Regions from separate parts of the Homo sapiens genome. Here region 2 is linked to region 1. Evidence: chromatin contacts called from ENCODE Hi-C or POLR2A ChIA-PET data. All regions are on one chromosome and are shown on one strand. The core of a region is the stretch at or near the end of the contact, and the rest is flanking DNA. Distances in the headings are between cores, read along the strand shown.

The links. Hi-C counts contacts between places; a loop is a spot of excess contacts on that map. ChIA-PET counts read pairs that join two places held with the same protein, here RNA polymerase II (POLR2A). Pooled maps may share reads with other maps.
Region 2: a pooled map shows a loop between it and region 1 (2.7-fold over the local background). The contact joins two enhancer-like sites. A Hi-C loop is called at or near these places in 1 of 50 pooled maps. POLR2A ChIA-PET finds 5 or more read pairs at or near these places in 2 of 52 experiments (PC-9 and RWPE1).

Annotation. Positions count from the first base shown.
Region 1 is chr5:71,827,179-71,832,973 of GRCh38, forward strand. No RefSeq gene overlaps it. Among named protein-coding and RNA genes, the nearest start is that of CARTPT, 110 kb to the left of the region's middle. Within about 2 kb of position 3,698, at least 17 of the 41 ENCODE cell types and tissues checked have a DNase peak (open chromatin) inside an H3K27ac peak, as active enhancers do.
Region 2 is chr5:72,242,886-72,248,680 of GRCh38, forward strand. All of the region lies in intron 4 of MRPS27 (mitochondrial ribosomal protein S27), which reads right to left. Among named protein-coding and RNA genes, the nearest start is that of MRPS27, 74 kb to the right of the region's middle. RefSeq lists a silencer at 2,117-2,411. Within about 2 kb of position 2,231, at least 8 of the 41 ENCODE cell types and tissues checked have a DNase peak (open chromatin) inside an H3K27ac peak, as active enhancers do.

The DNA.
Region 1 (5,795 bases), core at 2,448-4,947:
CTTGTGAGTGTCTCAGTGGCCTAGGCTGAGAGAGTTTGTGATGGTGGTGGTGTGGCTTTGTTGGGGGTGGGCTCACTGGGTCACTGGGCTGTTTCTCAGGTTAGGGGCACATGTGTGCACACAGCAGGTCAGCCAACTTGGGGTCTGGCTTGTTGGGGTTGGGACCATGGGGTTATTACACTGGCAGGGGGCATGGGCATGCGGTTTCTAGGTAAGCCTGAGAGTATGTCTGCCAGGGGAAGTCTCTAGAACTGTTTCTCAGGCCCAGGACATGGCTGTATAGCTTCTTGGTTAGCCTGGATGCATGTCTGTTGAGGCTGGCCCATGGGATATTTCTCTGGCCTGGGATGAGGGTGCACAGCTGCTCAGTCAACCTTGGGGTATGCCTGTGAGGCACAGCCCATGGGGCTGTTTCTGTGGCCTGGGACACAGGTGCACGGCTGCTCAGCTGGCCTGGGAACATGTCTTCTGGGCATGGACTGTATGGTTGTTTCTCAAGCCTGAGATGTGGGCATGAGGCCTTTGGGCAGGCTAGGGATGTGTCCAAGGCGGGCAGGTGGATGCCACTGGGCTGTTTCTCAGGCCCTGAGCACAAGCATGAAACTACACCACTGGCTTTGGGGGCATATCAGCTTCTTGGTAACTCAGGGACTTCTCCCACTCAGGGGAGGACACACAGTAGTTCGGCTAGCTCAAGTGTGGGTTTGTCCTGGGTGGGACTGGCAGACTGTTCCTCTAGCTGGAAGTGTATGTGTATGGGTTTGTTCCCTGGTGTGTAGGACCAGAGTCTCAGCTGATGATCGGCTCAGGCTGGGGTTGTGGCGTTCAGCCACCCATGTGGGCTTGATGCAATGAAGATGGAGCCCCAGTGTTGGACAGGTACAGTAGCTACTGGCCCTCAGGGAAGGCACACTCCAGAGGTGGCTCTGGTCTCAACATGGCACCATGTTGCTATAGCTTGGCTCACAGCGGCTGGATGGGGTATGGAGAGTGCACACCTTGTGCTCCTAATCCAGAACACTGTAGCTGTGTGAATTCCTGGCAGCTCTCCAAAATGGGCTCAGGGCTTGTGAGGACTGTGTGTTTCTCCTGTTGTAAGAACTGTAAGTGTTTTCAGTGGCAACGGGTGCTGGTGGCATTCTTCTGCTTACCATTTCCCTGCAAGGAGAACTACCTCCTGTCTCCAGGCCAACTTGTTCTGGTGAAAGAGATGGGGCTGCATGGAGGTGCCTCCACTCCCACTGCACTCCAGTGCTGTCTCTTCTACACTCCAGTCATACCTTAGCTGTTTATTCATTGCCTTGGTCCTTTTTCTTGGCAGAGATGATTGCCAACTGTCTCTATTCAGCCATCTTGCTGATGTCATTCTGATTTTTTTAATGAAGAGCTCCTGCAAATCTGTGAAAAATATATAAACAGATCAGTATAAAAATGGCATATAATACAAATGAACTAGTCACAAAAGAAAAAATATTAATAAATAGTATATACAATAGAGTCTTTAAGAAACAAAAAGTGAAAGTGAAAGCAATGAGATATTATTTCCATTTTTACTTTTTGGTATCAAACTGACAAGTTATCATTTAAAAATTACAATATCCAGCCATGATGGGGATGTTGGCAAAACAGGCACTTTAATACATAGTTGAGGGAGGGTTAGCTGCTGCATCATTTCCTGATGATACTATGACTAAAGCCTTAAATTATGCCTTATGGAACTCATCCTAAAGAAATTAGCAGAGTTATGGCCAAATATATACGCAAAAGGATGTTCATCATAGAATTTTTATAATAATGACACCACCTAACATATTGATATAGTGGATTTGTTAAGTAAGTTATGGTCCACCCATGTGATGGACTACTATATAGCCAGTAAAAATCAAATGTACCACCTTAGAAAAATGTTTACAAAATAATTTACTAAGTGACAAAGTTATATATAAAATAAAATAAAATATAGAGTATGTCATCAGTTTTGTAAAAAAATATGCATATATGTATAACAGTATATCTGCATATATGGGCAAAGAAAAAAGACTAGAAGGACATACGATGTTAACGTATTAGTCTGTTCTCACATTACTGTAAGGAAATACCTAAGACTGGGTAATTTATAAAGAAAAGAGGTTTAATTGGCTCATGATTCTGCAGGCTGTACAGGAAGCTTGGTGGCTTCCGTTTCTGGGGAGGCCTCAGGAAGTTTCCAATCATGGCAGAAGGCGAAAGGGGAACAAGGTACTTCACATGGCCCGAGAAGGAGGAAGAGAGATGGGGGAGGTGCCACACACTTCAACAACCAGATCTCATGAGGACTCACTATCACAAGAACAGCACCAAGGGGATGGTACTAAACCATTTATGAGAGAACCACTCCATGATCAAATCACCTCCCACCAGGCCCACTTCCAGCAAAGGAGATTATATTTCAACATGAGATTTGGATGGGGTCACAGATCCAAACCGTATCCGTTAATAATAGTTACCTCTGAGTGTGGATTATAGTGTTTTCCAAATTTTCTGCACGACATTTATCAGTTTTGTAATTTGAAAAGGAAAACAAATATGAAAAGAAAAAATATGAGGAAGATATGAAGGAAATCTTGGGACTCCATGACTCGGTTGACCTCTATTCTCAGGTTTTGGGTTTCAAGTTTACATACAAATTTAGAAAAATAGAATAGCAAGTATGTAGTACGGCCTGATATTGTGGCAGCACCTTATACTATAACAAATAGATGTTTAAAGCCTGTGAGGTTCTAGGCCACTCTTCTGAAAAGTTGTTTTTCAATATGATACATTTTTACTACTAAGAAATTCATTTTGGTGTCACTTGGGTCACTAGTTACCCATGAAAATTGATATTAGTGTAGATTTTTATGTCACATAGCCAGAAGGAAAACACTGAGAATAAGTGCTGCTCTTTCCCCAGTCAATTCATCCTTGTGCAAGATAAGCCCCCAAAAAGAGGATTTAAGGGCCTCTCATCCTTAGTCCCATGAGGTCTCTATCTCCATTCCCTTCTTCACTTTTGGTGACAATTCAAGGCTAGCCTAGCAAGCCCACACTTTCTCACCAAATAAAGACACACTCATTACCAGGGGGTGGGTCTGGCAGCTGGAGCTGTTTTATCAATAGTCTATTTGAGTCTCTGAAAAACAATTTAAGCTGGTCACAGTATTTCATCAAAACTGTTCAATACCGGTGACTGGTGGCCTCAGCGGATGGTATATCCATAATTCATAATGCCGTCTAAATTGGAGAGAGGAGACACTGTAATCTCAGAATCCTTTTTAAGGGAGAGGAGGAATCTTAGAACATGCTTAAAACAAGTACAGTTGAAGCCTTTGTTACAGATGGGTTTTTATCTTTCTAGGAGATGGAAAAGGCTAAGTCAGTGACAACAAAGCTAAATATTTCTCCTTATAATACAAAGGAGAACAATGCATGGTTACTACTGACTAATTTATTTTACTCAATGGAATAAACCAGAAAGACTAACATTGTTTTAATTTATGCATCCAGTGAGAGCCAGGATATTGATATGTAAAAGCACTTAAACATACACTGTTATGGGCCAGGGCTGTCAAGAGCTGTTTTGAATCAGAAAGAGCTGGAAATATTCATGTAGAAAGAGAGCTACCCAACAACCCAGCTCTATAAATAGTCCTGAGTGAGCCTGGCTTGTGGCTTGGGTTGGCCTGAGTCCCAAACTCCTCCCTGGGGACTAAACCCAGGAGGAATGAGACAGAAATGAAACTTGGGCATTTGTCTAGCTGCTTCCCTGGTCACCATAGATTTCTCAGGAAAAGCCTATTTGCTGTCTGTAAATATTTCCTCTCCCTTCTTCTTCCTGGCCTTCCTAAAAACAAAGCAAAGCAAAACACATAAATAAAATTCCAAAACACAAAAACAAATAAAGCAAATCTTTCCCAGTTACTCTTGGCGTTAGTTACTAAGCACTGGAGATTTACAGCCTACTTATTGGTAATCTTTAAATTCATGTTTCAGGAATCCCTGAAAAGTGATTTGGGTAAAAGAATGCAGTGAGGAAACTGTAAGAATGATCCTATGTTTCTCAGTTTTCTTTCCGCTGGCACTACTTTATTTAACCCTCACAGTGCTCTGTGGAAGGTATTATTAGATTGGTGCAAAAGTATTTGCGGTTTTGACATGAAAAGTAATGGCAAAAACCGCAATTACTTTTGCACTAACCTAATAGGATGCTTATGTGATGGGTGAGGGAAGTGAAGCTCAGAAAAGTGCAATGCCTATAAAAGGTGGACCATTCCATCATCCCACCCAGTTGAGTGGTCCTCCCACTACACCAGTGGTCAGTCAGTTACAGGCAGCTGCTGACCTCCCTCAACTCCTACTACCCATAGCCTCCACTCATGCGATATACATGCCAAAAAGTTTCCTGAAAAGTTGTTGTACTAAGTTCCCCTAGATCACTGTAGTTTTCAAACCTTTTTCCTTCATTATGACCTGCTTCACATACTGGTGAACAGATGGCCCCGTGGGTCAGTGTGAGGCGCTTGTGAAATCTAGGCCATCGGTTTCACCATCAACATACATTAGCTAGTCTTTATGTTGAAGGAGATCAGGATATGCCACCTCAAAACGCACCTCTTTAGCTTAAGGATTATTTTGAGCTGAAGGCAGTTAAAGATCAACATATACAGGAAGAGGTCTCTGCTCTCCCTTTATCTGTCTAAAAGCAGGGCATGAGTTTCCCCTGGTGAAGGTGGTATAAGTTCCCCTCTCCTAAACCAGGATGAGGAACACGACTGTTATCGCTGGTGATGGAGAGCCGGCACCAAGTCTGCATAAACAAACCTTACTAAAATAACCCTTATTTTTCATTAGTTCTCTCATGTATTTCCTAGTCACTTTCAGTTAATTTATTTTTCCTGAGGCCCAAACCCTCTTTCCTTCGTTAAGAAGGATATATAGGCCGGGCGCAGTGGCTCAAGCCTGTAATCCCAGCACTTTGGGAGGCTGAGGCGGGCAGATCACGAGGTCAGGAGATCGAGACCATCCTGGCTAATACGGTGAAACCCCGTCTCTACTAAAAATACAAAAAATTAGCCAGGCATGGTGGCAGGCGCCTATAGTCCCACCTACTCGGGAGGCTGAGGCAGGAGAATGGCGTGAACCCAGGAGGCGGAGCTTGCAGCGAGCCGAGATCTCGCCACTGCACTCCAGCCTGGGTGACAGAGCAAGACTCCGTCTCAAAAAAAAAAAAAAAGAAGGATATATAAGCTCCCTAGTCTAACCACTTCTTTGAGTTTCACTTCTTTTCTGTGAATTCCCAGGAATGTAAAATTTTAAAAAGTTAATACATTTATATTTCTTTTCTACTATTAGTTTGTCTTGTGTCAGTCAAATTCACAAGCCCCCACTGACTAAACCCAACAGAGTAGAGGAAAAGTTCCTCCTCTTCAACAACATGTAGTTTTATACACTTACAACTTAATCTCAACAGCTGGGTCACAATGGGCAGAGAGAACAGTACAGTCATGCTTTGCATAACAAAGTTTTGGTCAACAATAGACGACATATATGATGATGGTCCCATAAGATTATAATACCATATGTTTATGGTACCTTTTTATGTTTAGATCTGTGTAGATACACAAATACTTACCATTGTCTTATAATTGCCTAGTATAGTGCAATAATGTGCTGTACAAGTTTGTAGCCTAGGAGCAGTAGGCTGTAGCATATAGCCTAGGTGTGTAGTAGGCTATACTCCCTAGGTTTGTGTAAGTACACTCTGATGTTTGCACAAT
Region 2 (5,795 bases), core at 981-3,480, 410 kb after region 1:
GCACAGATGCCAGAGCCTAGAGCCCAGCAGCTCACAGCTCCACCATTTAGCTGTAACACACTGGTTCTTCCACATGAATGAGCAAGCTTTCCACAATGTTTATCCGATTCCGAGAGCCACCAGCCCTAAACACACACATGCAGCTTTCCCTCCGCCCCAGTGAATTCTGTATCCTGTGGCAACAGGCTTTACAGATGGGAACCTCAGCCACGGAGCTGGGTAGACAGAGATGGGAGAGGGGGTCAGGGTAAAGGGAGGAAAGAAAGAATGCCAAGAAGAAAATATGGCTGGCTTCAAAGCCTGTAGTGTGGACTGAGGATCTTACCAATGAAGGAAAGTTAGCAACTATCAAAAGGAATGAGCGCTTCCTTGAACTAGAACCAAAGACCAAGAGTGTCATGTGACTATTTAAATCAGAATCTGATTCAATCACTGCTACTCACTTTCTCATTATTTTCTTTTTCATCCTGCTGGAAATTCTGCTTTCAGAATTGTTAATTTCAAAACTAACAATTATTAGTTGCCCTCAACTACCACAAATAAAATCAAATTTTGATGAGATAATTTTCTAATGACTATTATATTTTTGTCAAGTACTTAAAAAAAGAGGGCAGGGTTTAATACAGAAATCGATAATAAAAACATCAGTATTATAAGTTAAAATTTCCTGCTTGGGATCTCAGATTCTTACTCAAAGAATTTAAGGTAATTTTAACTTTCCACATACACACACTTAGCCTGCACAAAATAAAAGCACCAGGTGCTAGAGTCCCCTCCAAAACACCTCTCCCACCCTGCCAACAAAAGTCAACCAGATTGGGCTTGAATATTTCCAACGAATTCACTATCTACCTTCACAATACAGATAAAAATGTCTTTCTTTAAAAGTTCTAATTTTTAAAAAATTAAAGTCAAGTTTACAGAGATACAATGTACAAACAAAAAAATTCATACGTTCAGTTTACAGTTCTATGAATTTTGACAAATGCATCCAGTTGCATAATCATGACCACAATCAAGATAAGCCCCCTTTGTAGTCAACCTCTCCAGGGTTTGCTGGTCAATTTAAGCAAATTTTATATAGGTAACCTCCTTGGGTCCCTTTCCAGATCTAGAGTTATTAATTTTGTAAGAGGAAAAGCAAATAAGATAATAAAACCACCACAATATCATCTATTGGTTGGTTTATAATGTATATTCTGTCAATTTCCCAGAAGAATTTGAAAAAATTAAAACTCAGCTTGTGAGTAGTTTTTTTTTTGAGCCCTACATATAGTCATTAGACCTTCTGGAATCCCTGCCTGCTAATCTAAAAAGGGTGATGAGTAAGTAGATTTTTGGTAGAGAATAACAGGGGCATAGAATTTTGCAGATGTGGAGTGCTAAATAAATGCAGCATAACAACACATTTTTTGAAATGAAGATAGATAACAGAGGGACTTGTTAGATATCAAAGTCTGAATTTGTCAGACCAAGGGCTTAAAAAAGAGGCCCTTAGCATTTCACCTGGAAACACACTGGTATAAATATGACATACTAGAAACTACTCCAGGAGAGTTATTCTTATTATCCACATCCTCTCATGAAACAGAAAGCAATCAAAAGTAGGATGCATGTCACCACATTATTCTCTCTCCCTGCTCTCTGATCTGCCTGCTGTTTTGCCAGATCTAACTCTCAGTCTAGAAGACATATTTCTGCTTCATTTAAGTATTTACTGAGTAGCTACCTTTTGCTCAGGCATGGTGATCTATATTCTTTACCCACTGATCTACTAATTTCCTTTAATTCCAATTTTTTTTTGTTTTTTTAAGTAGAGACGGAAGTGTTGCTATGTTGACCAGGCTGATCTCAAACTCCTGGCCTCAAGTGATCTTCCTGCCTTGGCCTCTCATCATGCCTAGCCCTAACTCCTATCTTAAAGATGACATCTCTCCCTTTCTGATACAGAAAAAATACCTATAGACAGACTGTAAGCTCTGCTGCTCTCTCTCTCTCTCTCTCTCTTACTTTCATGGTACATAAGGGAGGCAGTCAGAATGAAGTCAGTTGTGTTCTTTGTCTAAAGCCTGGAACACTATTTTATCAGCCTCCAAAGAGCAATATGTGTAGATAACCAGGGAGGATTACTTGTGGGGAGAATGGGAGAAGAAACAAGTATTTACAGTCATCACTGAGGTGCCCATCTGGAGATGGTCCTAAAAGCAGAAAATGGCTTTGTGGCCACCACCTGACCTATCAGTGAAACTGCACCCAGAAGCAGCTGGTAAGACTTCTCCAGCCTCTCTAAAGCTATACACACACTGGCTCACAGGTCAGCTTCATGACTGAGAGGCAGTTACTGAAGGCCAAGGTTAGGCTACAGAGGGCCTTTACCTAGGAACAGCAGGATGTTGAGAAAAACTGGATCCCGGAACCAGTCCTGTTTATAAAAGCATATAAAGTTATGGAAACTGGCTTGGTTTGGACAGAGATAAGCGAAATATTTTGGTTTTTGAGTAGGAAATTTATGAGCAATAAATGAGCCAGTTTTAAATACATGCAAACATTTCCTGATGTCTCCTAAAGCTTTGGCTAGGAACTGCAGATAAAATTTCTGCAAAATCACAAATAATACAATGATTAAGATAGGAAAATCACATATATTAATTAAACACTGGTTTTGAATAATTCTGGGAAAAAGAAAGGTGAGAAAGAAAAAAAAGGAGGAAAACAAAGGAATAGAATAGAAATAAAAACCAGAATTTCTGGAGTATGCTAGGCTTAGTGAAGTTGTCAGGATTAAGTCTGCCACAAAAGAAATGAGCAGGCAAAGAGCCTGGCCCAGGAGATGAAGCACACCAGGGTAAAAGCAGAAAAGAATTAAGCCAGTGTTGAGCAGATTTATATGTGTTTGTATGTGAGATTACGGATTTCTTTAGGGGTATTTCTGAGGGAAGAGAAGCTCAGTACTAATCAGGATTTCTTAAGAATTAGATTTTTATTAAAGAAGAAAAGCATCTCAGTATTTTAAACATTCTGATTCTCTAACACATGAAAAAGTTGAATCCCTAGGCATTCTTTGTTTGTAGCAAAAGGAAGGTTGGACATACTTCCAGTGATACAATCCAATTCATAGCTAGTTTCTATTTCTGTAACTCTACTGACTCCTCTATTAAGCTTTTAAGCTCTTAAAAGGCAGGGGACAAGTTATCTATCATTTTGCGTCTACAAACAAGTGAACAAGGACTCAAGTAGGTGCCTGATAATTTGGCAACAGTGACTCGGCCTGCTAAGACTGCATAAATACCCATCATGCATGCTGAAATTCATGAGGATTATTTATATTTGAAACAGTAATTCACTTCTGGTTGTGAAGTATCCTGGCTAAAATAAAGTTGAAGCCAAGAAGAAATGCTGCCTTTTTTGTACAAGGCAGGAGGAGATGAAAGATGGCAGAGGAAGTGGAGTAGTATGTGGTCATTGTGGAAAGCCACCTAGTCCTCACTTATTCCCCCTACTGTTCCTTCTCACAATACATCAAGGATGATACATGGATTCTTTAATGCAAGTTGAGGGAACAGACAAGCTGCTAGGAGAGTGAAGCCGTTAAGTTGAGGACAGAAGCCAGAGTACATGGGTTCAAAGAATTTCCCTAACAGGAATTCAATAAAAAAACAGACTCCTTTCAACCCTGGAAGAGGCTTTGAAAGCAACCTAGGCCAAGTAAACTGGGGATAAGGGAGAGACAAAAAGTTAATACTGAATTAGAGAATCTTTAATTTAGTGCTGGTAGGGACTTTCAATATCTATTGTACACTAGACTATTTATTGAGAATTTACTAGCCCTGTTCTAGGTGACGTAAAATTATGTAATCTAATTCCTTTACTTTATAGAGGAGGAATCTTGATGTATATAGTGAGATAAAATGATTTCCCCAAGATAGTTAGCAATAGGACCTAAATTAGACCCCTCACTTTCATTATTCCACCATTGCCTCTCAACTTATTTGTAGGACATCTTTAAAAAACATTTTTGTGGTTTCACAAAGGTCTCTAACAGCGAAAAATAAACATCTCTTCTAAATTTAGGAGCAGAATCAACAGAAAAATAAACTCAGTGTAAAACAGTTCTGGAATTGCCCTGAACTAGCTGTTTAACTTTGGAAAGTCACTTGATCCTTCAGGGTTTCAGTTCCTGCAACTGTAAAATGAAGAGGTACGGTTATCTGGATCACAAACTCAACTGTCTACAGGGGCCAGTCAGTTAATATAAATGCATGAATCATGTAAGACAATAGGTACAAAGCTGCTTGTATTACAATCAAGCAAAGTGATTTCATTATACTGTTTATAAAAACACAGCTTACGGGCCAAACAAAATACACTTGAACTCTGGACTAGACCAGACCCCCGGAACTCCTTCCAGCACTTAAGTTTAATGACTGTAAAAGACAATAAGCCTATATCTACTCATTAAAACATCAGTCATATACAAGTTTCTATTAAACCAGAAAAATGGCAGTGATACAAACAAGTGAATAAAGACTCAAAGATAAACGAGCAACCATTCAGTCCACAGCTGATTTTACTTTATTCCACTAGCCTCCATTCCCCCACCATATGGTACCCACTTTGGGCAGGCAACAGAGATTATTATTATGGGAATGGTGGGCCCTGCAAATTGGCATCTAAAATTTCAAGGTGAAATGATAAAATCAGCTAAAGTTAAATTTAAGGTCCCTAAAGTACATTATAACTGAAGATCAAGTTTTATAGAAAATAAAATTTTCAGCAATTGATCACTCCATTAGTAAAGCATTTTATTTTCTACTCAAATATTTCAGTGCAATTCATCTTATATCTAAGAAAGTCATCCAAAGTAATTTTCCTACATAATATAAATTATTGTTTTATATACTGTTACTTTATCAAACCTCTGTTATCTGGCAATTCCTATAGCAGAAATGGTTGAACTCTAAAAAAAGGGGAGTAGGATAGGGTGGGCATAGAGATATTAAGAAATTACTTGACAGTTTTTGGAACATAATGACTATTTGTAGTTTAAAAAGGAAAGATATTTAAAAATTGAGACTTATTATTTGTGAGTCCAATTGGTTTTTAGAAAGGTTTACTTTACCACTCACCAAACAAACAAAAACCCTTAGTTGTTTACATGTAAAGACAGAAAAATTAAGGTGACCTTTCTTTCTTCTGCTGCCAAATAGTAAAACTCAGTATGACTATAATACATTTAATAGGCAGCTCCTCTATTTAGCTCAAGCTAGTCTCTCATACCAAAAACCAAATTTTTAAAAACTGAATATTTGAAATTATACAAACAAAATATGCTAAGAAAATTCTTAACAATGACCAAATGCAAACTTCATGTCATAGGAAGGTTAAGTACCAGAGGCAATTCCTTTTAATAGGATGACAATCATAAGAAGGAACAGTTACAATTCTGAATATGAAAGAGCTGTTTCTTTAGTAATAAACCAAATACAAAGTTCCGGGTTCATCTGTTCTGGCTGGCAAATCTTGCATAAAAAAGCCATACTTTAGCTAAACAAAAGCTTTTAGGCTGGCCCAGAAAGAGGGAATGAACAATTTGAAAAACATCTTTTACTGCCTGAGAAAATTTAAAAAGTGTCTGAAAGTGCCAGGAGACCTGCCTCAATGTGACTCAGGCAGCTTTCCAAAGTCCCTCAGCTTTCCTAAGTATGAGTCATAGGGGAAGGAGAGAGGGCTCCTTGGCAAAGATACAGGTTTTCCTCTCTGGTTCCACCCCCACCATTTTCATTTAAAAAAAAAAA